5 separate regions of the Mus musculus genome follow, and all the other regions are linked to region 5. The links are chromatin loops, found by intact Hi-C in ENCODE. Cell type or tissue: heart. All regions are shown on one strand. Region 1 has its middle 22 kb from the start of C1d. Region 2 has its middle 52 kb from the start of Gm39601. Region 3 has its middle 18 kb from the start of Gm39602. Region 4 holds the start of Meis1 (Meis homeobox 1). Region 5 has its middle 56 kb from the start of Gm12018.

Region 1 (5,000 bases), 870 kb before region 5:
CACACACACACACACATATATATATCTCCTGCTTGTCAGATGCAAGGCTATGGGTTTATTCTCAGCATGAAAGCTCTGTTTTTATTATTCATAACAATCGACTTGAGCACTCTTTCTCTTTCTTATGAGACAATGACTAAAATAGAATAAATGTTATCTCAGGTATCCAGTTGTCATTGACACAGGTGAGACCCAGGCACAGTGCTTTTCTTTTATTGATATCTGTAGTTAAGGTATAGGTCATTAAGTTTAAGAAACGGCTTACAATGGAACAGGGCACATTCCATCTACCGTTTGCTCTGAATGGGACTTCTGTATGTGTTCACTGGGGTTTGTGTGTCACACTTTCAGATCGGCTACTTTCATTTACCAATAGGCACTGACACTTCACCCATGTCTTCTCACAGCTCAAAGCTGTTGCCAGTGGTCCTGTCTGGATGAGATGTTTTCAAATTCTTGGCATCTTATGCAAAGAATTGAAACAGTCCATACAAATAGCAAGGCACTAAGGAATTTTATTTAAAGGGGCAGTGTAGGAGACTCTGTAAGAGAACAGCAGATGGCTTGAGCCAGAGTGCCTAAGAGCATTGCTTATTGTTTGGGCTTCCTGTTATGGGGCACAGGAGGAGTTGGTAGCTAAGGGGCAGAGTGTGGATGCTTCTCTTGATTGATTGACAGGCTTGGTTATGTAGGCTGCATTCATGGTATGTGTCCTTTCACATGATGCATCTGCTTCTACTCCCGTGCACATATACCATACATAGGCACAATGTGGTAAATCGGGGCTCTCTAAAAGTCCACTCAGAGAGCACAGTTTGCCTTACTGTGTGCATACACCCAAATCCAGTGCAGACTACGTTGGCTTCCTGTCTGCAGTCTCTGGATATGTTCCAGGGCATGTTCTAAATTCTAAATAGGAGGGTTACTAGGGAGTTGCAATGAAAAAGAGACTTTTTTGCAGGGTTGGAAATGAGTTGTATGTGCAGATGCATGGCTGAGGTTGCTAGGTGTATTAGGAAAGTGGTGTGTATAGCCCAAGCTCATTAGGGTCCCAGGTGCCTAAGCTATTCCTGTGCTTGCCTCCATCAAAGCCTCCGGACTTATTGTCATATCGGCACCCATGTGTGAGGACGTGGGTTTGCAGTGGTTAACAAACATCCCTCTTACTAGCCATTGTATTCTCTCCCGTGTGGTCCAACAAACCAGCTAAAGTGGAAGCGATTTTCTACTCACAGGTAAGGTAACAGACATAGACAGATGTTGTCTAAGATGATGCTGAGTAAGACCAGCATGGGAGTCTATGAGGGAGCTGCTGCCCTCACCACTCCTGTCCTGGGCTTAAGCTTTTTTTTTTTTTAGATTTATTTATTCATTATATGTAAGTACACTGTAGCTGTCCTCAGATACTCCAGAAGAGGGCATCAGATTTCGTTACAGATGGTTGTGAGCCACCATGTGGTTGCTGGGATTTGAACTCTGGACCTTCGGAAAAGCAGTCGGCGCTCTTAACCACTGAGCCATCTCGCCAGCCCGGGCTTAAGCTTTTTTAATGAACTACCTGTAAAAGAGTCTTGGTGGAGAACACCCGAGCCTCTCCGGGGAGCCATTTGCTGATTCAGCAAAGGTGCCTTGCAGGTTCAAATCCCCTCTAGGTAGCATTACCTTGGTTCTCCATGGTGCCAGAATTACATGCATATACTAACCTCCAAGCATCATTGGCACCATGTCACGTTGTTGGTACTGTGCTTTGCTATGTTATCAGTAAGGAGGAAATAGAATAACAACTGTAAAACTGTCTGACACTTTGTTCTCCAGCTCAGGCAACTTTACCCATTCAGGAGGCAAACCATATCCATTCACACTCCTCATAAGACATTCCGGGCTAGGAGGACGGCTCAGTGGGTGAAGTTCTTGCTGCACAAGAACTAAGATTTGAGTTTGAATCCCCCAGAAACTTCATAAAGTTGGAGATAGAGTATGTGTCTGTAGCCCTAGCTCTTTTATGGTGAGATTGGAGGTAGAGATGGGAGAAGTTCAAAATCTTGGGGACTCTGGAACACTGCAGCAGGAAACAAGAAAAGAAATCCTGCCTCAAACAGCATGAAGATTGACACCCAAGGTTGTCTGTGATACACACACACACACACACACACACACACACACACCACCACCACCACCACCACCACCATCATCATCACCACTGCCACCGAAACAACAACAACAACAACACTACCAAAACCAAAGTAATTCTTTCTGAAGCAAGAACGAATCATGGCAGATACCCGTAATCCCAAAAGTGGAGACAGGAGGATCAGGGTTTTTGATTATGTAGCAAGTTCAAGGCTACCTGGACCACAAAAGACCTTATCTCAAATGTCACCATTCTCTCAGGAAATTAATCCATTCCTTGGACTTAATGGTTCCCATTCCTGCTGGTCATATAGAACAAGCTGTTTATAGAAAACCTGAGGTCATTGACTACAGTTCATACTTTCAAATCTGTTTTCTATTTAATTTGTTTGTGATTATCATTTGATGGAACAACTAGTAACAATGTAGTTGGGGAACATAAGTGTTTATTACTGCTTACTGTCTGCTCCTGTTTATTGAGTAGCAACTTTATGCCTCAGAAAGGAGGAAGCTAGGTTTCTCTGTGTTCAAATGAACTTAACATACAGGGTCGTTTCGAGCAATACAAAGCAGTATTATCAAATTGAAATTATTCATTAAGGGTTTTTTTTACATTAAAGAAGGATTTTTTTCTTTTTTTTGTCTTTTTTTTTTTTAAAAAAGACTGTGTATGAGTCGTTTTTATGTAGTTACACAGTAATGCTCACCCGTCTGATTTATCACGGTTGCACTTTCTAATCTCGACCACTAGGTGGCAGCAAGAGAACGCAGGTTGCCTGTTTTGCACTGTGTTCTTAAAAACGAAGTAGAAACTATTTTTGGATTTCATGGAAGACAGGAAAAAAAAAGTGATTAAAACTTGATGGGACTGGGTATATATCTCAGTTGCTAGAGTGCTTGTCTGAAATCATGAGCCTCGGGTTTGACACCCAGCACTGTATAAAAAACTGGTGCAGAGACAGGAGGGTCAAGGTCTATACACCACAAAGTGAGTTCTAGGCCATCCTGCATATGTAACACCGTGTCTCAAAATTAAATTAAATTACAGAACGCGTAACTGTTACAAACAATACCCAGACAAATATTGATTGAATATTTGGTACCTTAAGTATCAAAGTTATATTTTATTAATATACAAACCATAACCTAAAATTTTCCTTTAAGAAGTTTCTGTTAGTTCCCATGAGTATTCCCCAGGATTTCTATGAAATCGATTTTTATATTTATAGTAGTAAAGAAAATGACACGCAAGTGAGATAGCCCTCCCCACCCCACCCCTAAAGGTTGTTCAGTAAAGGCGTGTGAACTGGGAGTTTGAACGTCCAGGAACATTGGTAGGGAATTACCTTTCTTTATAATTTACTTTAAACATCATACTTTGAGAAAAATAGAGTTTGATGATTTTCTTACTAGACAGGAATCTGCTTTAAAATGTTACTTCCCGGACAGATTTGAGTAATATGTACATGTTGGTTTCTTTTTCTCTTACTGTTAAAAAGTACTTTGAGGACAGTGACTTAAGGGGGGTGGGGTTTCCTGTGGCTCACAGTTTAAGGCCTTTCATGGTGGAAACATGATGGCTGCAGGAGCTTGAGGCAGCGGGTCACATGGTACCCACAAGCAGGAGGGGACGGGAATGAATGCCACCGCTGCTCAGATCCTTTCTCTACTTATATTGTCCGGATCCCAGACAGGAAATGGTGCCAACCTCAGTAGGTCAGTAGGTGGATCTGCTTACTCTGAGTTCTGCGTTATAGATGCCCCCCCCCCCAACCGCTCCCCCACCCCTGCCTGCAGGCTCGTCCAGAGGCCCGTTTCCCTAGGTAAATTTAGACCCGGTCTACTTGCCAATCAACACTAATCACCACAGTGTGTCCCTGAAGGTTCTACAACACATTTTCAAATGCTTAGCTTTTTTCTGTCTAAGTTGTTTGTGAAACCTCAAGAATGTGTAATCATTTACAGTCAGATACAAAATTTAAAAAATTGCTTTTTATTTTCTGGACAATTGAAATCTCTATAAAAATAGGCCTTCCCATTCTCTCAAGAATTTCAACTGCACTTTAGGATAATCCTTGTTTTTAAATGAACATTGCAATAAAAACCTTGCAAATAAAAAAAAATCACATATTGACTTTAAACAAACCCAGAGTCAACGCATCTCAGCGAGCCTCTTCTACACAGAGTAGCCGTTCTAAAGCATCACGCAGGATCTCAGACTTCCACTCTTGACTGTATCGTATCCACCCCAACCTCTAACAGTCTACAGTAGAGTTAGAAGTAGCAAAACTTTATATCCTCTGACATGGCTGAGGGATTTTTTATTCAGTCCTTCTTATTCCTCTAATATGGAGCCTTTCTTGTTCTCTTTTCTGCATTTATACCTTGCCCACGTGTACATTTCACACACACACACACACACACACACACACACCTGGCTAGATTTCACATATGAAGGAGAACATTCAGTTTTTCTTTCTGAGACTTACTTTGTTTGTTTGTTTGTTTGTTTTTGTTTTTTTCAAGACAGGGTTTCTCTGTGTAGTCTTGGCTGTCCTGGAACTCACTTTGTAGACCAGGCTGGTCTCAAACTCAGAAATCCGCCTGCCTCTGCCTCCCAAATGCTGGGATTAAAGGCGTGTGCCACCACTGCCCGGCTGTCACTTACTTTTTATGTCATTCTATCTCCTGCTTATTTTGTGGTTATATTTTTCTTTAGAGCTGAATAATATTTATACATATGTACATGCACACATGTGCACACATATTACACACAAGTGCATATACATATGTGAATACAAACATTCACTTATGCATACACACATGCACATACTCACGTGTACATGCACACATGCACAAACACATGCACA
Region 2 (5,000 bases), 1.5 Mb after region 5:
CTTGACTTCCTTCAGTGATGAACAGTGGATGCTGTGGAAGTGTAAACCAACAAGCCATTCCTTACACAAGTTGCTTGGTCCTAGTCTGGTCATCACAACAACTGTATCCCTGATGAAGACACTAACCATCCAAGATGCTCTGCCATTGAACATGATCATTCAGGTACCACCACTTAAGATCTTGTTATAGGGTGCCAGGTAATACTGTCATAGTTCTCAAGGTAAATGGAGAGTGAGGGCTTTCAGCTTAATAGGATGGTTGATCCTCAATTGTTTGTCAGTTTATAGGTGATGTTACCTTCCTTCCTTTCAAGGGGAGGTTGATCCAAAGCCATGTGTAGTGATTTGGATGAGAACAGTCCCCACATATTCATAGATTTGAATATTTGGTACCTAGTTGGTGGAAGTATTTGGAGAAAGATAAGGAGGTTTGACCTTGTTGAAGATGTATGGTGGCACGCGCCTTTAATCCCAGCACTCGGGAGACAGAGGCAGGCAAATTTCTGAGTTCGAGGCCAGCCTGGTCTACAAAGTGAGTTCCAGGACAACCAGGGCTATGCAGAGAAACCTTGTCTCAAAAACAAGAAGAAGAAGGAGGAGGAGGGGGTGGGGAGGACAGGGGGGAGGAGGAGAAGGAGGAGGAGGGGGTGGGGAGGACAGGGGGGAGGAGGAGAAGGAGGAGGAGGAGGAGGAGAAGGAGAAGGAGAAGGAGAAGGAGGAGAAGGAGAAGAAGAAGAAGAAGAAGAAGAAGAAGAAGAAGAAGAAGAAGAAGAAGAAGAAGAAGAAGAAGAAGAAGAAGAAGAAGAAGAGAAGAAGAAGAAGAAGAAGAAGAAGAAGAAGAAGAAGAAGAGGAGGAGGAGAAGAAGAAGAAGAAGAAGAAGAAGAAGAAGAAGAAGAAGAAGAAGAAGAAGAAGAAGAAGAAGAAGAAGAAGAAGAAGAAGAAAGAAGATGTATCTAGAGGTGGCCTTTGAGATTTCAAAAACCTGTAGCAGGCCAAGTTTTCACTTCCTCTCCCTCTCCCTCTCTCTGTTCCTTCCTCTTCCCACCCCTGCCTCCTTCCCCCTCTCTCCACTCTCCTGCTTGTACAATGAAATGTCAGCTCTCAATTGCTCCCATGCCCTGCCTACTGCCATGTTCCCCACCATGATGATCTTAGACTCACCCTCTGAAACAGCAAGCAAACCCCCAATTAAACGCCTTCTTTTCTAAATTGCCTTGGTCATGGTGTCCCCTCCCAGCAATGGAAAAGCAACTGTAGTCCTGTGGGTGGGAATTCCACGGGAAAATGCAGCATCAGTGTGTAAAACAAGGAGGAAGAAACAGAGAAAGAGCTTTTCATCTCTCCCACACCTTGCTGAGGAGCAGAAGTCTGTAACCTTCAGGTTTCACAGTCAGATGACTGGCACAATCAAATCTAGAGATTTTACTCTCCCAGATATCAACCCTCAGTAGAAAAAATCCAAAAATCCCACCAAGCAATGAGCATGGTCACTGCTCCAACCCTACTCGGGGCTGCTCACCTGAAGGACTTTCTCTGTCATAGATAGATCATTTGTAGATGCCCGGGATCCACTCCCCTTTCATTTTCTGTGTGAAGTCCCCAAACATTCATGGTATCCCTGTATATTTTCTCTACAGTGAAGCACTTCCTTGTTGGCCTGGTACTAGCTGACTTCTAATCTTTATTAGTCAGATGTCTGCTCCTCAGAGACTCAAAGAGCAAGAATGACTAGTAGGCTTGTATGCTGGGTCCAAGCTACCCATGAGCATCAGCTCATAGGAACCTAGACACCTTCTCTGCTGATCGCATCCATTCTTTAACCCAGCTTCCTCTCGCCAGGACAGTTTGGGGGAGATCCTTCTGATCCTCTCTCGCCCCTCTTCCCTGCACCCCTGCCCCATCATCCCAGACTTCCATCCCCAGCTTCCTGTTCCCTTTCTTCTTCCCTTTCTAATGACCCCCAAAGACCTTACAAACCAGCGAGAGCCCAGAAATGTGGACACAGTACTAATAACCTCTCACAGATATCTCATGATAACTTTATAAAGCGATGCTTTAGATGGGACTTCTGGGAGGCAAGCTGCATAAATAGTTAAGGACCTAAGTCAAAGACCCAGATCAACTCTATTTAAGTGCTTGTGAAAGCAAGACTGAGAGGATACAAGTCACATGCTCCTGTTTAACCTTTACCAGAAGGCCTGGGCTCGCTGGCGCTCTCTCTCTCTCTCTCTCTCTCTCTCTCTCTCTCTCTCTCTCTCTCTCTCTCTCTCTCTCTCTCTCTCCTCTCCCCCCTCTCCGCTCCAGCTCCACACATGCATAGTGTCAGTGAGCTAAAGGGTCTGTTGTGGGCAATGAACCCATCTCAAGCAGAAAAATCTCCTTTAGCACAACTTGGCACTAACAAGTCACAGAACAAAGGCAGGAAGCGTCCCTTTTCGTTTTATTCACCGGGAAGGACTCTGCCCACTCCTTACCCACTGTCTGATTTCTCACCAAAGGAACATTTGCAAGATGAAAGATTTATATTCTGTGAAATATTTCACTTGTCATCACAGGGGACTCCAGGTTCCCCGGCTGTGCCGTGGGTTCCGGGAAGGCTCCCTGTGCGGCCTTCCTCACAAGCAAAGCCACACTGCTCCCAAGTGGCTTCTGTGGAGAAGCAGAAAGCCAACTGTGGCTGAGACTGAACATTCCAGGCCCAGGGGCTGTTTCCCCGATGCCTCTTCTAGGGGGAGACCTCTATAGACCTAGCATCAGGCTCCTCACAACGGTTACCCTGGGGAGCTCAGCTCTCCCAATCGGAGGAAGACCTTAGATCTTGGCAAAGGTTCAGCCTTTTAAAGTAAAATTGGAAACCTACAGGGCTGTCAGCGTTGGTGCCAATTACACTGGATTGTTTGTACCCCAAAAAGGCAGCTCCCTACTGTTCACGAATCTTCTGTCACTTGGGAAGACAAGGCTGTCACAATAAGTACTATCCCCTTGCTGGTCTCATCCTTTGTCAACAATGAAAAACATCGCTTTTCTTTATAATTACTAATCTTGTAACATTACTGTCCCTGCACCCTGAAGGGGGTTTTTCCTTCTGTCACTAGAATCGGTGTTCTCGCAATTTAGAGTAACTCTGCCCGATAAACTCTAAAGTTATTGACGTAGAGGCAGGTGAATATCACAATATAGGCGCATGGCTCCTAATAGCTCCTCAGAGCCACGCCCCCACTTACCCCTGCCTTCGCCCAAAGCTAAGGCTGCTGAGCTCTAGGTAAATTAAATCCAAAACTCCATGGTAGACACAAGAACCAGTGCATAGTGAAGTTCTGCAGGCATTTGAATGCTGTTGTCTGCTGATGAATTCTTAATTCAAGCTGCACCAAAGACACACCAGGCGAGCCAGGAAGCACTAGCCCTCCTAGACTCCACCCAGGCCATTCAAATTAGAACCAGGAATAACTGTGTCTCACATTATGTTAGAGATTCTGATGAGCTAAATGTTGAGAATAAAGTTACATTATTTAACTCGATGACTTCATTATTCACAACAGTATGTTCACAGACACACAAAAAAATAAAAAATAGAGAGAGAATAAAAAGATAATGGCTGGAAATATCTCTCTCTCTCTCACACACACACACATACACACAAACACACACACACACACATTGTTAAAGGCTAAGACTCACAACCAAAGAATAAAGAGTTGTGCTGGACATGATTGCACACACCTTTAATTAGCAGTTAGGAGGCAGAGACAGATGAACCTCTGAGTTTGAGGCCAAATGGGTCTATATCAATTGTTCTCAACCTGTGGGTCCGGACTCCTTTGGAAGTCACATATCAGATATCCTGCATATTGGATATTTACATTACAATTCATAACAACAACAAAATTACAGTTATGAAGTAGCAATAAAAGTAATTTTATGGTTAGGGGTCACCACAACATGAGGAACTGTATTAAAAGGTTGCAACATTAGGAAGGTTGAGAACCACTAGTCTACATAGTAAGTTATAGGCTAGCCTGGGCTACATAGTGAGACCCTGTTTCAAAAAATAATAATAATAAATTTTAAGAGAAATAGAAAGTTTTTTTAAATACATATTTGGGATATGAATTTTCCTAAACACTGCCTTCCAGTAATGACCAGTTAGTTTATCTCTCTGGAGAGTATAAAGAAAGGGGAAGGAGTCCAAAGCCTTTGTTGCCTGCCTAACCCTGGCCCAGCAGCTCTGGGAGCAAGAGGCAGTCCCCAGCAGTACACATCCCATCACTAGGGGAGGCAGGAGACTGCCACGCTCTTCATCACAAGCCGCTCTTTTAACATTTCATTTTGTGAGTGCCTAAATTAGAAACATTTTCTTCATTAAGCCAGATTTATGAAGTAACAATTACCTCATTTGCCCATTTTTTAAAATTAATCAAAGATTTATATAACTTCCAATCAGAGGTGCTGACCAGTAAAAAAAACCTACCCATTGCTGGTGTCAAATTGCAAGAATGCCATTCCCCAGCAGAGGAAAGCGAGGCAGGTTGAACCCACACAATTCATCTTAAATAGGCAGGCTCTTCTAAAAGCAAATTTGAAATGCTAAACTGTGGGAAACAAATCATGGCCACTGAAAGCTTGGGGACTGTTGAGGAGGAAGGAGGCAAGATGAATACAAATATTCCAGGGCAGCAGGTTGAAAGGGGAAAGGTTAGAGAGTAAGTGGGGGCTTCTACCACAGCACTATGCTGTTAGGGACTTTATTCTGCCAATAATTGCACATGAATCCTTGCACATATCAAACCATCACCGCCAGACTCCATTTTCCCATTTGTAAACTGAGAGAGATTAAGCTAAGGCAGGTCTCCTCAAGCTTGGCTGTATTGATATTCAAGGCAGATCATTTCCTTGTGGGCCTGCCCTGTACATAACAGGACGTTTAGTGACATGGCTGGCCTCTACTCATTAACCGCTAGGACCATACCCTGTCACTGTAGTAATCACAAGGGTCTAG
Region 3 (5,000 bases), 1.6 Mb after region 5:
CACCATAAGATGGGCCTCTGATACCCTGAGGGGGTTTTCAGGTCTTGGGGAGCTGGCGTTCAGCAGGTATGAGTGTTTGTTGCACAGTCAGGAGGAGCAAATTCAGATCTCAGCACCCAGGTAACAAGCTGGGCAGCCCAGCTAACAGCAACTCCGGCTCTGAGGGACTGCAACACCCCATGCTGACTTCTGTGTGTGCACAGGCATGCATCCCTATACATGTGAGCATACACTCACACAGATACACAGATACACACATACACACATACATACATACACACACATATGTACACATACACCTTCATATGTACAAGTGTGCACACACATGCATGCACACACACACACATGCACACACACATACACACATACACACATACACACCTTTTCTTAAAAGCCTTGGGTGGTGACACTAGGCACCAGACTGCCAGGCCAAGGCAGCAATGTTTCACAAAGTCATTGAAGCCTAGCCCTTGCCCACTGGCCTGAAATATCAATTACCATAGAGGATGTTAGCACTGTAAGGAAGACCGCAAGGGCACCTACCATTTACAGGAAGAAGCCACGATTCCAGATGGTGACCATGACTCAGACTAGGCCTGACCCCCACCTCCTGACTTCTCATTCAAGTTCTTATCCAGTGAGTAAATCTGGTGATAGAAGGCAGCCAGATTAAAACTACATGAAAACCTCCTCAAATGAGAGCTGAGGCCGGCGCTTTCATGTGGTTAGGCACTTAGCTCCACACCCACCCCTGGGGTATTTGATATAACACTGTTGGACCTTCTCCAGCTTGTAAGGCGGCAATGAGGGCTCCTTCCATCACTGAGCTGGGGAACAATGCCCTGCTGTTGGGTGGGTGAAAACAAGACAAAGATGCGGGTGGCTTCGCTGACCTCTGTAAGGCTTGGAGGTGAGTGCCTGTGATGTGCTGGGCTAGGACAGGAAGGACCACACTTAGCAACATCCCACTTCCCAAGAAGGAGAAATTGATGCAGACAAGTCACCTCAGGCACAGCCCACTAAGCTTATGTGCAATGCAAATAGGGGTGGGTAATAGGCCAATAATGGTAGTTCCTATAAAGACTTCGTCTTGAATAATTCTACTTTAAAATTACTGGTTGTAAGCTGGGTAGTGGTGACACACACCTAATAATTCCAGCATTCGGGAGATGGAGGCAGACTGATCTCTGTGAGTTCGAGGCCAGCTTGGTCTACAGAGTTCTGGGACAGCCAGGGCTACACAGTGAAACCCTGCCTTGAATAACCAAGAAAAAGTTACTCATCTTAAAATGGTCCAAACTCTGAGCTCTGCTTCAGTATGCGGAAGCATGCCTTGTTCTGTTTTGTTTTCCGAGACAGGGTTTCTCTGCGTATCCTGGAACTCCCTTTGTAGACAACACTACCTCCCTCTGTGTCCTCACAGAGTCCCACTATGTCTGACTGGTATTTTCCTCTTATAAAGACACCATTCCCTTTGGACCCAAGGCCATCCTAATGACCTGTCCCGTACTGGCTAGTTTTATGTCACCTTGACACAAGCTAGAGTCATTTGAGAAGAAAGACTCCAACTGAGAAAATGCTTCCATAAGATTGGCCTGTAGGCAAATCTGTAGGGTGTTTTCTTTATTAGTGACTGATGAGAATGGGCCCGGTCTATTGTGGGTGGTGCCTCCCCTGGCTGGTGATCCTGGGTGCCATAAGAAAACAAGCTGATCAAGCCATGGAGAGCAAGCACATTCTGAGGTACAGGGGGAGATGTTAAGACTTTAACACATGAACTGGGGGCCCAGAACTCAGCCCTTCTTTAAGGATAGCTAGATACTACATGTTTTGAGGTGTGGCTCTCCAGAGAATGCTGATAAATAAACACACTTAAAACTAACTATACAAATAACGAAGCACCTCTGCCCCGATGGTCACAGGAGTGACTATAAAACCTAGGCATGGTTATATACTCTTCCCAGAAACGATGGGGATCTGTGGATTATAATCTAGGATTCACATAAAGAATACTGCACGCAGCATTAGGGTAATTTTCCTCAAAGGAACAGCTTCGCTTTAATTCTGTACGTTTTAAGATATCCAGAATCACTTTCCCTAAGCAATTATGATTTCACAAAACGCTGTCAGGGCATTTGCAGAGTTTTACTGCCCAGATAGAACCCGATGCCTGGAGCTTTGGGGAGTGATTTATTATTTGCTCTGGTGGAAGGTTGCTAAGTAAGATTTATTCAGTAAGAACAGCCATCTGAACGGTACGTAAGATATGTGTTTGGCTGTGAGGGAGACTTCTTTTTCTCCTTTCTTCAAGTGGGCTTACTCTCTATACTCAGAAATATGCACATTTGCATCCCCACTTTGGTGACATTAGGGGCACTGCTAGGCATTTTGACAAATCAGTTCCTTTCCACTGTTCCCATTTGAACTTTAGCTCTCAGAAACGTTTAACAAACTGTCATACTAAAAACAGCCAAGAGCAGTGCCGAAGACCGTTGATGAAATCTCTTGGGTATCCATCCGCTTTCCATGTTTCATTCTGAATATTTCTTCATTGCATTTTCTGAGGGCTACGGACGTCCTGGGAAGCAAAGCAGCCAATGCTTTCACTCATACCATCTCAGAGAACTCCGATTCTTAAGAAAAAGAAAACAGCGATAATGCCAACTTTGTTTCTCAGAGCTGTAAAAAGTAACAGGCGCCATTGTTGGCCTACTTGCGCCCCCTAGTGTCTATAACGTACTGTTGCTTTTTGCAAAGGGGATGCTGAAGAATTGGAACCAAAGGAAGCTGCTATCCCTATTTTCCTCTACTTAAGATACAATAACCTCCTTCACGCCAAGGTGGCCGGCACTTTGTAGCTCGCCTTCTCCCCAGAAGGTCTGCATTTCATCGAGAGCACTGAGGCAGAGGCAACGCTGCTTGATGGCAAAAATTCAGGCAGAAGAAAGCAGTTTCCTTTGCACTCAGGCTGGGGTTTGGAGTGGGTACAGTGGAACTTTTAAAGAGTCATCAACACCTCTAATCCCTGCCCTTCTACCAGCAGACAGAGGGGGGAAACAACACATCTCTTGCTTCTGCTTCTACACTAGGCCATCCCCATCCCTGTGCCTGGCTGAAATTTCAGCTCTGGGTGGCCATGTCCAGCAGGGTACCTCACCAAGAGCACAGCAACCGGGTGGAAACACATGGGAATGTTCTGGGCGGAGTCCAACAACCCTCCCAAGGCTCCCTGTGTAGGTCAGGGAGTTCTGAGGGCAGACTGCCATTCTCCAAGACAGCATTAGACTGAAGCAGGCAGCACGGAGCAGAGCAGAGTGGTGAGAGGGAGGCTGGACAGGGCTAGGTAGGAGAGGTTTCTGAGCTCTGGCCTCAGCTCCTTACTTAACTTCTCCCAGGTATTTGGAATTGGCTTCTTCCCCAATTAGAAGAAACGGTGGACACCATACAGCCAGTGCCCCAGTGCAGTCCAGACAGAACCTTGAAGAAAATAGGAGGGATGTGCACACCACAGGGAAGCTGCAGGCTCACCGCCACCAATTCACACCCGCTCTCAGTCCATAACCCCAGGGGAGATCGTAGCAAGTGGCAGAGAGTCCAAGGTTGGATTCAGTGTTGTTTCAAATGTGTATAGTGGGACAACTCGAATAGAACCTGAATAGGCTCTGGCGGGCCTGAGTTTGAATCTCAATTCTGCCTGATTATCTCTATAACCTTCAGCAAGTTTTCTGTCCTTTAACTGCCTGCTCAGAGGTTAGATCCTCCAAACAGGCCCCTCAGAGGACCCCGCAGAAAGGGGCATGTTCCTTCCTTATGTGTCTTGAACTTCATAATCCCTTACAGTTTTTGTTCAGAACACATATAAACACCTCTCATAATTTTATAGTCTGGTTACGAAGTAAGATGTTTGATTTCCTCCCTGTTCAGTGAGGGCGGGGACCACAGCACAGCTCTCCTCCCTCACCCCCACCCACCCCCATCCCTGCCAGCTTATCTCAGGGAGGGACATGCAGAATACACACAATAAAAAGTTTAAGAGATTAATTCATTGGACTAAGCTTTTGCCATTTTATTTTAACACATTAACATACCACTTCCCTCCTAGGTGTGTTGTTGTAAAGGCTAAAGAGGTATAGGTATAGATAATATAGATACTGATGGTGTATATATAGGAATAGGTAGAGCGGTTGTAAATGACATGATAGAGATGATATATAGATATATAGATTACCTTGATATAAGTATATATAAAGATCATATGCATATAAATAAGTATTCTTCCCTATTTTTGCACAATGTAGGTGGCCTAAACAGGATGGTTCCTTTGCCACCATTAGAGACTCATCATAGCAGGCCCCACTGGCCACTGAGGGGTGAACTATCAGACTGGCAAACCAGAGGCCTGAACAATCCACAGATTCCACCACAGGCCCCTGAATAATCAAAACTAGTTGGCACCTTACGATTAATCGCCTTTTCTCTCTAGATGTCCCTTGATGGCAGGAAAAGTTACCTCCAGCTTCCCGCTCCTTCCTGTCCCAGATAGAGAGCAGCCAGAGGGACTGTAAATTCATCCCTAACGTTTCCAGTTGTTTGAGTTATGTTCTACCAGAACTAAGAAGGTGACTTTAAAAACAGGAGGGAGAAATAAAGGTTGCACTTCCCAGAGCAGAGAACAGGTGTAAAATGAAGCTGAACTTTAATACGAGCCCGCCCTGGAGGAGAAAGCACTAAGAATATTTTTATAGAAATCTTGCATTATGGGTAATTCTTTTAAATCCAAGCTTCAACTTGCATGACACTGAGACATAAGTCTACCACTTAATGACATTTATAACTCTGTAACAATACGTTTTGTATAAATTACTGCCGAGGCTTACCGTTTCTGATTATGATATATAGAATTAAGTGGTGTTAGGAAGGCAAAGTTTGTAAGTTATGATCTGTCCAGTTGCTTTAACTAGGAAGGTTTCTGGAGACAACTGCCTTGATGAATATAAACT
Region 4 (5,000 bases), 870 kb after region 5:
AATACGTACCCTTTGCGCCATCGGCCTCTCTGGCTCCCTTCCTACTTCAACTTCTAATATATCCTCTTTAAGGCCAGTGTGAAAAGAAACAAATATGCAAACTCCCCCGGAAAAAAAAATAAAGCACAACAATAACAAAAAAAAATCCCTTTGCGTCTCCAGCAGTGTGAATTACTGGTCCCAGATCTTCGGTCTACCGGACCTGAAGCAAGGCGCCCGCGTCGCTGAGCATAAAAGCGCTCTGGTTCCACCAAGACAGCAGTGGGAGGGGAAAAAAAAAGCAGATCTTCTCTCCCCCCCAAAAAAATCAGTTTAAAAAAAAAGAAAGAAAAGAAAAGAAAAAGAAAAAAAAAAAAGAGCGCCCCTCAGACCCAACTACCAAATCTCATGGCTTTCTGCCACTCCAGCTGTCAATCACAGGCGAGGTTGTCAACGTGGTGAATGAATGATCGTCCGTTCTGTCTTCTTCTGGTCAGAACACCTCAAATGTTAATATTCAAATGCACAAAGCCCTAGCGCCCGCTTTCCTTGAATCAGTCCTAATTCCTAATCAGTTTCTCTCTTCTCTCGCTCTCTTTCTCTTTCTCTCTCCCTCTTTGCAACTGCTGCACTGAAGGGAGATTAGAGAGGAGGGTTAAAAAAATGTCTGTCTGAGTTTGTCTTAAAGGAGCCACGATCGATGCTGCCCGCTTGCAGTCGCCGTGCGTGTGTAAAGTGTGTGTTGCACAGGCGGAGAGGTGGATTCCGACCAGAATGCTAGAACCCGGAAGTAGTGGTGGCCATAACAGGTCGCGTCTTACACAATGCATTGGGCTGCAGCAAGTAGGCTCCTCGGCAGGGGTGGGTGCGCGAAGCGAGCTCTGGCCGCACTGGAGAGGCAGAAAGACACTCCACAAATTCGCACGCCCAGGCACTAACACCACACACCCAGGGCACATGCACACAAATACAGGCTGCAGCTCCCAACCCGCCGGCTTTACGTCCCCTTCCAGCCTCTCTTCCCAAAGCGGACGCTTGAAATAAATCGGGAATAAACGTAGGGCAGGCAGATGCCGGAGTTAATTCGCTCAGGGCTCCGCTCATGAAAGACTTCAAGACTTTCCTCGAAATTATTGGGGTCTGCCAGTATTTTTCGGGGTGGGGGTGATGCCAAAAGTACTGGATTCTCTGCTAGACTCCCGGAGGAGAAAAGTCAAAGCCAGAGCAAGAAGAGGAGCTGGAACTGGACTGGAAAAGGTTCCGCTCGAGAGTCCTGAGAACGTGGGGTAGCGGTCGCCCGGGCGTTCTGCAGACTCAGCTTAGAGGTTTTCTTTTCTTTTCTTTTTTTTCTTTTGGTTTGGGTTTTTTCTTTCTTTCTTTATTTTTTTTTCTCCCCCCGCTGTCAGAAGTGGACGTAGGGCCGGAGGAAAGGAAATGCTTGCATTTTGTCACTTTGAGTCCGGACGTCCCCACCTCCTCTCTTGCAGCCCTCAGCCCCAGCCGCCGCGCGAAGTGAGGGAGGAAGGGAGGGAACAATGAGCCGAGCGCCGGGAATGTGCCCCCAGCGCTTGTTTACAAACACCGAGCTATTTATGACCGCTGGAGAACGAAACTCAACGCGGGCACCAAGCAGCCAGACCTTGCGGGCGGCCGGGGCCTGGGAGCCCCGGGACCCGAGGCTCTTTCTCGATTGCGCTACCGGCAAGTTTAGCCGTGCGCCCGGGGCGCGGCGAAGCTGCAGAGCTCCGCTGCGCTGCGGCTGGGGCTGCCTTTGTCTGGGCGACGCCGAGGGGCTCCAGCCTCGGCCTTGCTCGGGCCTGGAGACGCTGCGCTCCCTCCCACCCCCCACCCCCAGCTCTTTCAGCGGCGACGCCCGGAGCCGGCCTCCCAGACCTCCATCTCTCAATTTGTCTATCTCCGAACCCAGCCCCGTGAAAGCTCCCAGTTCCAGAGAAAAAGAAATCCACTTCGGAAGCTGAGATTTCAGACAAAAGCTGACCCTGCCCACAACTTAAAGTCTCCAACCAGCCAGTGGTTTTTAACTTTCTCTCTTGAAATACCACACCCTGGACTTAAAATTGTTTTTTGAGTCTTTTTATTCTCACTCTTCAGCTACTCTATCTAGTGGGGGTTATTTTACTCTTTATGTTTCTGCGCCCGGCTCTCGTGGCTTAGATTGCTCAGTCACAGTAGCTCTCGGAGCAGCTGGAAACCTCACATCCCAGGCAGGGCTCTCAGCTCGCTGGGCTCGGAGAGGATTCCCCTCACCCCCCAGCTGAAACCTCGCAGAAAACTCCCCCTGCGGTCGACTGGAAAATGAGCTCACCCAAATCTCGGTAGGCAGCCGTGGAGAGAGCTCCACCAATCGGAAGGCGTCCCCGCCCAGGCAGCCGCGCATTGGCTGCGGGGAAAATCAATTATCAAATAATCGATCAGCAGGGAGCTTCGATCTGCTGGGAATGCAAACTGCCATTCCGGATTCCCGCCCTGAAGGTGGCCAAAAGGCTCTCTCCCCCAAAGCAGCCAGCCTACGCTCCCAACGCCCCCGCCCCCATCCCACCGCCAGCTGCGGACCGAACCCTCACCCCAGGGGCCGGGGAAGGTTTTGAGGAGAGTTCTGAGAAAGACTAGGGAGGCTTCCTTCACGCGGAGATTGTTTGGAAAAGGTTTAGCATCTCTGAAAGGTACTGAAGCCAACTCTTAGGTTCAAAGTCACAGACCTGTTTCCATTCTTCAGCCAGTATTCAAGTTTCTATTGAGAGGGTGTCTACGGAACAGGGGATACAGGGTAAACATTAGAACCTAGATTTGGAATCAGGTTCTATCGAGCAACGGAGCCTCCTAAGACAGCTTTTAGCAGTCTGCACGAGTCAGCGCCGGGCTAGTTCACACCAGCGGCAGTGCGCGTGGGATAAGCCTAGCAGACAAGGCGTGCGGGCCTCCAGCCCAGCACTCCGCCCCCAACAACGAACACCTGAAGGTTGACATATGTTCACCCCAAACCTTCAATGGGCTTTGCCTCGAAAGAGATCCGACTGTTTAAAACAATAAAAGGCCCCACGACCCCTCATCATGTGCCTCTGTGTCTCCTCTCTGTGTCCTTTTTGTTTTGACGCTCAAGTTTGAAGCTTTTAGTTTCCCCATCACATCCTTGTGCTCTTTTCTTGCACAAACGCCCCGTGTATCATTTAGAAGATTAATACAGACTTGTGCGTCAAAAACAGGCATGGAAGAGCCTTGAATTACCTCCTGCTCACTGGAAGGAGATTTCCCCGCCAAGTTTAAGGAAGCTGATCTGGCTGGGCCAAACAGCCACTTCTCCGCGGATTATAGAACCTACTGAGCTGGACAGACAGCCTAAAAGCCCTTCCCCAGCTCCAGACCAATGCGGCCCAAACCTGAGTGGCGGTCCACCGCTGCTGGGTCTTGCAGGGTGTGAGTGTCATCACCCCAAGAGGCCTACAGAGCACCGGTGAAATTCCCACGGGGGTGAGGGGGGGGCAGGACACTCAATCCAGACACCACAGTGGGCATGGCTATGTTTACAATCCTTAAATGAATCGCAAGGGAAATCGTCTAAGTGCAATTTAACTGGGAGAAATTTACTGTAAAATACACGTATATGACCTAGCCTTTAAGAGCCCAAGGGAGTTTCAGGCAGACTTAAGTAATGGGCTTAAAGTTTCCTTAACTCTGCGCAAAGGTTTCATGTTTGAACAAGGTCAGTTTTGATAAACTACATATTTTTGAGGCTAGGATTTATTTGGAGTTCCTGCTTTTCAGTAAATTGTTTTGTTTACCGGTCTAGGTGGCAAAGGAACATAAGCACAATCTTCAAAGCAAGGACAAAGCTGTTGGTTTTTTAAAGTGATGTCAGGTTACCTTTAAAGCACACTTTAATTATCTACCAACAGGGTTTCCCTTAAAGGTGAGGATAGTTTGAACTTGTGAGTTTAAAATAAAGCTCTCTTGGTTTTGAAAACTTTCCACTTAAGAATGTGTACCTGAACCTAGTGCTACTTGCAGGCCTTCATAGATTACTTCTGAACAATTGAGCAACTAAAACACTTTTACAATGTAATTACAGTAGTATGAATTGTTTGCTCAAACCTCATTCTGGATAAGGATTTTACAATTAGCAAACAGTTATTACAGTTGGGGCTTGCTGAGAGAAATGACAGATGTACAGAATTGTAAGATAGTAGCCAAAAAAAAAAACCCCAAAAAAACAAAAAACAAAACAAAAAAAAACCCTTCTAGCAAGGCAGCAATTAATCAATCATCTAGTAAAAGGAAAGGTGCAGAGGCAGTTCACGGCATCTCAGAAAGTTACTGTGACATAAATTACTGTGGTATGTGTGCTGTTCTGGATGTGCCTGACCCTAAGTTTATTTCAGATGTTTCCTTTAAAAAGACAGTAGCATTCCGGCTTTTGCAGAACACTAGTGTTCTAGCCGCTGTTGCTGCTCTTCAAGATGCAGTCCTTCTCCTTTCTGTTTTCCTTTCATGGCTCACAGTATCTTCCCAAAGATAGAATGCAGGGATAAGAAAGAGGCAGCCTGAGCTCCTGGTCCCTATTGTTTATCACCTACCCTGTTGGGAGGCCTCTAAAGCAAGCAGTGTTCATCTTGGCTGTTGGTAGTCTCAGAGACATTCCTGTAACTTTTTGTTCTCCTGTGAGGAACTCTCTGCAGAGTTCACATCCTGAACTAGGTTTTTGTTTCAAAAGTTCCCACTGATGAGTCAGACCTAAATTTCTCAAAATTAAAGAGGCACCTCTGAAGGTAAAATGTGTGTGTGTGTGTGTGTGTGTGTGTGTGTGTGTGTGTGTGTATGTGTGTTTGCCAGCCCAACACAAATAAAGTCCTGTTAATCAATGGAGTTTGGCAGCTGTGTTCACAAAATGATAAGTGTTTATCATCTGTCACCTCAGTTTAAGATGCCTGTTAAAATGTTGTGGTTGCTCTTGAGGTTCTCCTGGAGTGTGGGGGCTTGGAATTTGTACTTCAAGAAAAACATTA
Region 5 (5,000 bases):
CAGTCCCCTTCTTTGTGCTCCTCAGCAGATGTGCCAACTTGTGACGCTAGAGAACCTTTAGGAGGTGGTCTGTCTGGGTGAGGCAGGCAGCTAGATGAGGGTCTTGAAGGCTGGCTATGCCTGGTTCCACCATGTGTAGAACACTCATCATATGCACTTGCTGCTATTAAAATGTGCTGCTTTTCCATTCCTCTGGAACCATGAGCCAAAACGAATCTTTCCTTTCACAAGCTGTTTCTGTAAGCATGGTTGCAAGCAATAAAAGCCCATTTTGTATACCTTTTTTGTGCATGTCAGGATGGTTACTATGTCTTAGAATCCGCAATCCTGAACTCTGGCATGTGGTATGGTCACTGTCTCACCTGAACAGAAATAATACCTAGCTCATAAGATTTTTAAGGAGATTTTTTTAAAAAAATTACATATACAGAAGTATTTAGAATAACATCTGATACAGATCAGACAAATTATGTTTTCTATTATTCATTCACTCAAAATGTGTCCCCTTGTCACCATTGTCTTCATGATCTCTTCTCCCCCTTTATCTCTGAAGTTCATCATCTTTCATCATCATGATTTCATTACTAAATTTTGTTTATATTCTGTTGTTTACTATTAGTTTCAGATGCTTTTTTTTTCTTCTAAGAGAGGCCCATTGGACACACAAACTTTATATGCCCCAGAACAGGGGAACGCCAGGGCCAAAAAGGGGGAGTGGGTGGGTAGGGGAGTGGGGGTGGGTGGGTATGGGGGACTTTTGGTATAGCATTGGAAATGTAAATGAGCTAAATACCTAATAAAAAATGGAAAGAAAAAAAAAAAGAATATGATGCTGCAGTTTAGGGTGGGGTCACTATCTTATTTTGTACTTCCCATAGATCCGGGTAAAATAGCAACACAAGCAAGATCCCGGCTATCTCAAGGGTGATGAATGTATTGTAAGGAAATTCTTGAGAACAAAAAGCAGGTGATGAGTGTTCCAGAAAAATGGAAAGATGAAAGAAATAAAAGAAGAAAGGAGTCAGGGCTGACAGATTGCCAAGAGCTGGAGAAAGGAAATCACTAACTTCTCTGAGGGGAGATTGAGATTAAAGCACTGATTTTCATCTGGCAGAATCTGGTAGCAAGGCAGACTTGAAGTTTCTAACTGACTGAGTGGGTTACTGAAGTTCAGGGTCACCTTGCCTATACCAGGGATAGACTTCTCTGTTCCACACCCACCCCTGTTCATCACCAAATAACTGGACGTGAACAAGAACACAGGGGTCACCATTAAAAAATCATGAGAGTTTACAATTAAGTAAAGGTGTGAATTGTGTACCACATCCTTGAGATCTGACTCTCCTCCTGGTACAGTAAAATCTCCAGTTAGTTCTTGCACTGGTTTTTACGGCTGAAGGCACCATCATCGGCTGAAGGCCAGCCTCACTTGGAAATAGTGTCAGCCTTAATTTGAGCCACAACACAGGACCCAAACAGCTAGAAATTTAATAAAATCTTCACTTGTTTATTCCCTTCCAACAGAAAGAAATATTAATATTTACTTCTGCAGCTGCCTCTGGTTTAGAGTTTAAGTGTTCTGACACTTGCACAATGAATATAGAAACCTCCTACTCCTTTGTAAGTTTGTCAGTGAATAGACTGGGTTCTAACTTTGCATGGGTAAGAGCAAGAAGGCTTGCTGTACCTTTAGACCGTATGCCTTGACTTTTGTGCCTCATGTACACAGATGCTGTCTGTCTGGTGCTACACAGGCAGCTCTTGCTTGATTGCTCTGGAGTGTCTGCCTCATCTGCAAAATGAGTGAAATAAAAAAACCCAAGTCAGAATAAGAACTGAGAGAGTGTGAAAGCCACACTTGGGTCACTGAGTCATTGAAAGCTCCCTCTGTTCACGTGTTCCTCCCTGTCACTGCCCTGATGTCACCTAATCCCTTCTGATTTTACTTATTTTGAATTAAAAAAATTAAAAATCCCTTGCATTTTACCCATTTTTTATTAAAGTCACTTTTAAGCTATGTCTTCCAAATGTGCCTGTGGCTTCCTGTCTTAGCAATGTATATGCATTAAAAGTACAGCAACAAATTTCCTTCAGTTCGGGTTTTGTTAAAATACTTTGAATGACAATTCAAACACATTCATCTGTATTTGAAAACTTGATCTGATTAAACTTGGTTTTCACATCTTATATTTGCCAAAGCGTGCTTCATTTTGTGGCTATTTTTTGTTTTTTGTTAGTCTGTTTGTTTTGTTTTTTCAGTGATTGATAAGCTGCTTTGAGAAGAAAACTCAGGACCAGGCTTCATTCCAGGCCACTCAGCCAAAGCCTGGTGTCTTCATCGCACAATCCATGTCTTCTGCCTCAAGATGAAGGGACTCACTCACCGAAGGCTTAAAATGAGGTTTAAGCAAGCACACTTTTCATGCTAAACAAAGCATGCCATCATTTTATTTTACAAGTTATGGGTGTGCTTTTAATAAACTCACCGTCACACACACATACAAAGAAATAAATAGATTTGTTCTGCTTAAACCGGCATACAAAGAGCTTGGAAGGAAGGACAAAAAATCTTTAACACCTCTTAGGCAATGGAAGGGAACTTCACACTTCAGCCTCATGTCAAGAATGTGTGATAACAATTTGACAGGTAGTAAGTGGATTCTGTCCCAGGCCTTGCAGGGAGATGACCCTGGAGCATAATGGTGTGATCTGCAGGCCCTTAGCTTCCTGCCCAGCAGGGGGTAGCCAAGTGCCGGCAACCGGGAAGCAATTCAGTCCTGCAGGAAACAGCCTCCCAGCTAGAAATAGCCCTCTGATTGTAGAAGCCAGCTCTTCTGATTAATGCCAATACTTGAATTATTTGTTCCAAAATAGCTACTCATCCGAGGCCTATCTTGGGATCTGGAGCTTAGGCGACTGTGTCCTTTGAAAAGAGATTTTAAAAAATAAAGATAAGTTATTTACTTGCCCAAGACTTCAACTGAATATTGGGCTGTAAAGGCAGGAGGATTTCATTTTCCTGTTTGAGTCTTCTTTGTCTTCCCCAGTGTGCTAAGGGTATGAGTTTCCACAGATGTGGATAGGCAGGTCTGGTCGGCTGCCCTGGCTCTTTGAGTGCATGGCTGCTGGTAGGAGAGCTTAGCCACTGTCACAGGACATCTCCTCAGAGAACCTGGGAGCCAGCCGGTGACAGAGCTGAGGAGCCAAGGTGATGACTGACAGGAGAGAAGACAGGAGAAAATTCTCCAGTAGGAAAAAGGATGTGTGTTGGGGAGGTGGGAGTGGGGTGGTGGGCTGAGAGGTGACTGCAGAAAGGAGCAGCATCCTGCTGTCGGCCTGTCTGCTGCTCCAGCTACTTGCTGACTGACCTGCCTACTCAGAATGGGTCCTTCTGGCCTTCACATACTCACCTTGTTGCTTCCCGCTCAGGCCATTTTCCGTCAGTGCTGCGTTTCTTTGTTGTTGTATTTTTTTCCCAGTTCAATGAACCCTCACATTATGGGTTTCTGTTGTCATTCTAACCTCTAATACACAACCATTACGTCTTATCTCGTCTTCTAAATTACTTCAAAATCCAATTACAAAACCCTTTCTCCTCCAAGAGCACACAACTCTCCACATTACTGAAATGCCGGGCTTTGCTTTGTCTTTCTAAATTAATAATAGCTACCATTTTCCGTCTGTTCTTTCCGAGGGATTCGGTTATATCACCACATAGACTAACAAAATGCCGATTATGATTCTTTTGCCTTTTTGATGGGCTACAAAAAAGCTAAAGATAATTTCCCAAATATTCATAAAAGATCTGTCAGTTTTTAGAATCAACTTTTTGAAACTCAATCTCTAAAGAAGACAGCATTTTAAAATCAGTTAAAATTTAAATTAAATCAGCCAGATTTTCACCCTTGATTTACATTGCAGAAGCCAGTCTCTTCCAAAGGTTTTAGACATTTGAATAGGTCTGTTTGTTTTCACAGTGATTTTAATAACACAAGTGAATATTTAATCCAATCAATGTCATCGTAATTTTCTCTAATCTAAGGAAAATGGCTGTCTTAAAGGCAAATTTAAATTTTAGTGAATTATAAAATATTTTGGTAAAAGTGAACATGCCAAGAACATTTTAGGAGAAACTTTTAACACATTGAGAATATGCATTTTTGTTTGTTTCTTTTCTTTTGCCTTGATTCTTCTGACAGAGGAGAGGCATAATTGTGACTCATATTTGGAAATTGCTTTTAGAAAATGATTTTCAATTCAAATCTAAATTTAGCTTCGGAAATATTACTTGTTTAAATGTTTTATAATCACAAACATGAAGCAGAACTGTAACTTCTCTCTCTCTCTCTCTCTCTCTCTCTCTCTCTCTCTCTCTCTCTCTCTCTCTCTCCCCCCTTTCTTTCTTCCTTTTTTTCTTTCTTTAAGATAAGGTCTCACTATTTAGCTCTCGTTGTCCTGTAACTAGGTATGACCAGGCTAGCCTTGAACCTACAGTGATCGGCCTGCCTCTGGCTCTGTAGTTGCTTTTCTTACTTTCAAACTCTTTTACTTTTGTGCAAAGTATATTTGACAAACCTAAGGCACCCAATTAATCAATGACAAAATGTGCTTGTATAATAACATACAGACAGAGGTCATGAGCTCTTTTACTTTTAACTCTTCACAATGTAAAATTTCAACTTGTGAATTTTGTAAATTCAAGCTTTGTTTAATAATGTTAAATATATTATAGAATGCTAAGAAGCAGGACACTCCTATCGATATCAGTGTTAGCTAGGCATCAACTCAACATCTCTAGTTATTATAGTTATTTTGTATATTTATTATGCTCTAAAATGGAATCTTTATCTCCATAAATATTAAAAGATATATATGTATTATATATAATACATATATATTTAAAATATATTAGTTCCAAATAAGAATGTTTCAGAGGCCATAATGAAGACCAAGGGGAAAGATGGATACCAAGCCCTTGGAATGAATAGGCTGACTGAGGT

Evidence for each region. Hi-C counts contacts between places; a loop is a spot of excess contacts. Peaks named below come from ENCODE experiments on the same cell type or tissue, not always from the same donor. Only the 100,000 strongest peaks of a DNase experiment are listed, where the experiment ranks them.
Region 1: a loop joins it to region 5, with 3 times the contacts of the local background. A loop is called at or near these places in 2 of 42 quality-filtered maps.
Region 2: it touches region 5 in a loop (3.0-fold over the local background); 2 of 42 quality-filtered maps call a loop at or near these places.
Region 3: a loop joins it to region 5, with 11 times the contacts of the local background. A loop is called at or near these places in 5 of 42 quality-filtered maps.
Region 4: it touches region 5 in a loop (5-fold over the local background); 11 of 42 quality-filtered maps call a loop at or near these places.

What each region holds. Positions count from the first base shown.
Region 1 is chr11:17,277,177-17,282,176 of GRCm38, forward strand. No RefSeq gene overlaps it. Among named protein-coding and RNA genes, the nearest start is that of C1d, 22 kb to the left of the region's middle. In heart, a CTCF peak has its summit at 2,882 (motif pointing right); no DNase peak of the experiment used is centred here.
Region 2 is chr11:19,668,669-19,673,668 of GRCm38, forward strand. No RefSeq gene overlaps it. Among named protein-coding and RNA genes, the nearest start is that of Gm39601, 52 kb to the left of the region's middle. In heart, a CTCF peak has its summit at 2,642; no DNase peak of the experiment used is centred here; H3K27ac peaks cover 727 bases.
Region 3 is chr11:19,758,536-19,763,535 of GRCm38, forward strand. No RefSeq gene overlaps it. Among named protein-coding and RNA genes, the nearest start is that of Gm39602, 18 kb to the left of the region's middle. In heart, a CTCF peak has its summit at 2,725 (motif pointing left); no DNase peak of the experiment used is centred here; H3K4me3 peaks cover 292 bases; H3K27ac peaks cover 252 bases.
Region 4 is chr11:19,018,212-19,023,211 of GRCm38, forward strand. It overlaps Meis1 (Meis homeobox 1), which reads right to left and starts at 758. Exons shown (of 12, transcript NM_010789.3): 1 at 10-758. The coding sequence starts at 21. Gm16141 (a long non-coding RNA gene) reads left to right here. Exons shown (of 3, transcript XR_381070.4): 3 at 1-119. In heart, a CTCF peak has its summit at 2,281; DNase peaks (open chromatin) are centred at 830, 1,560, 2,280 and 2,790; H3K4me3 peaks cover 3,774 bases; H3K27ac peaks cover 5,000 bases.
Region 5 is chr11:18,149,237-18,154,236 of GRCm38, forward strand. No RefSeq gene overlaps it. Among named protein-coding and RNA genes, the nearest start is that of Gm12018, 56 kb to the left of the region's middle. In heart, a CTCF peak has its summit at 2,739 (motif pointing right); a DNase peak (open chromatin) is centred at 2,725; H3K27ac peaks cover 1,396 bases.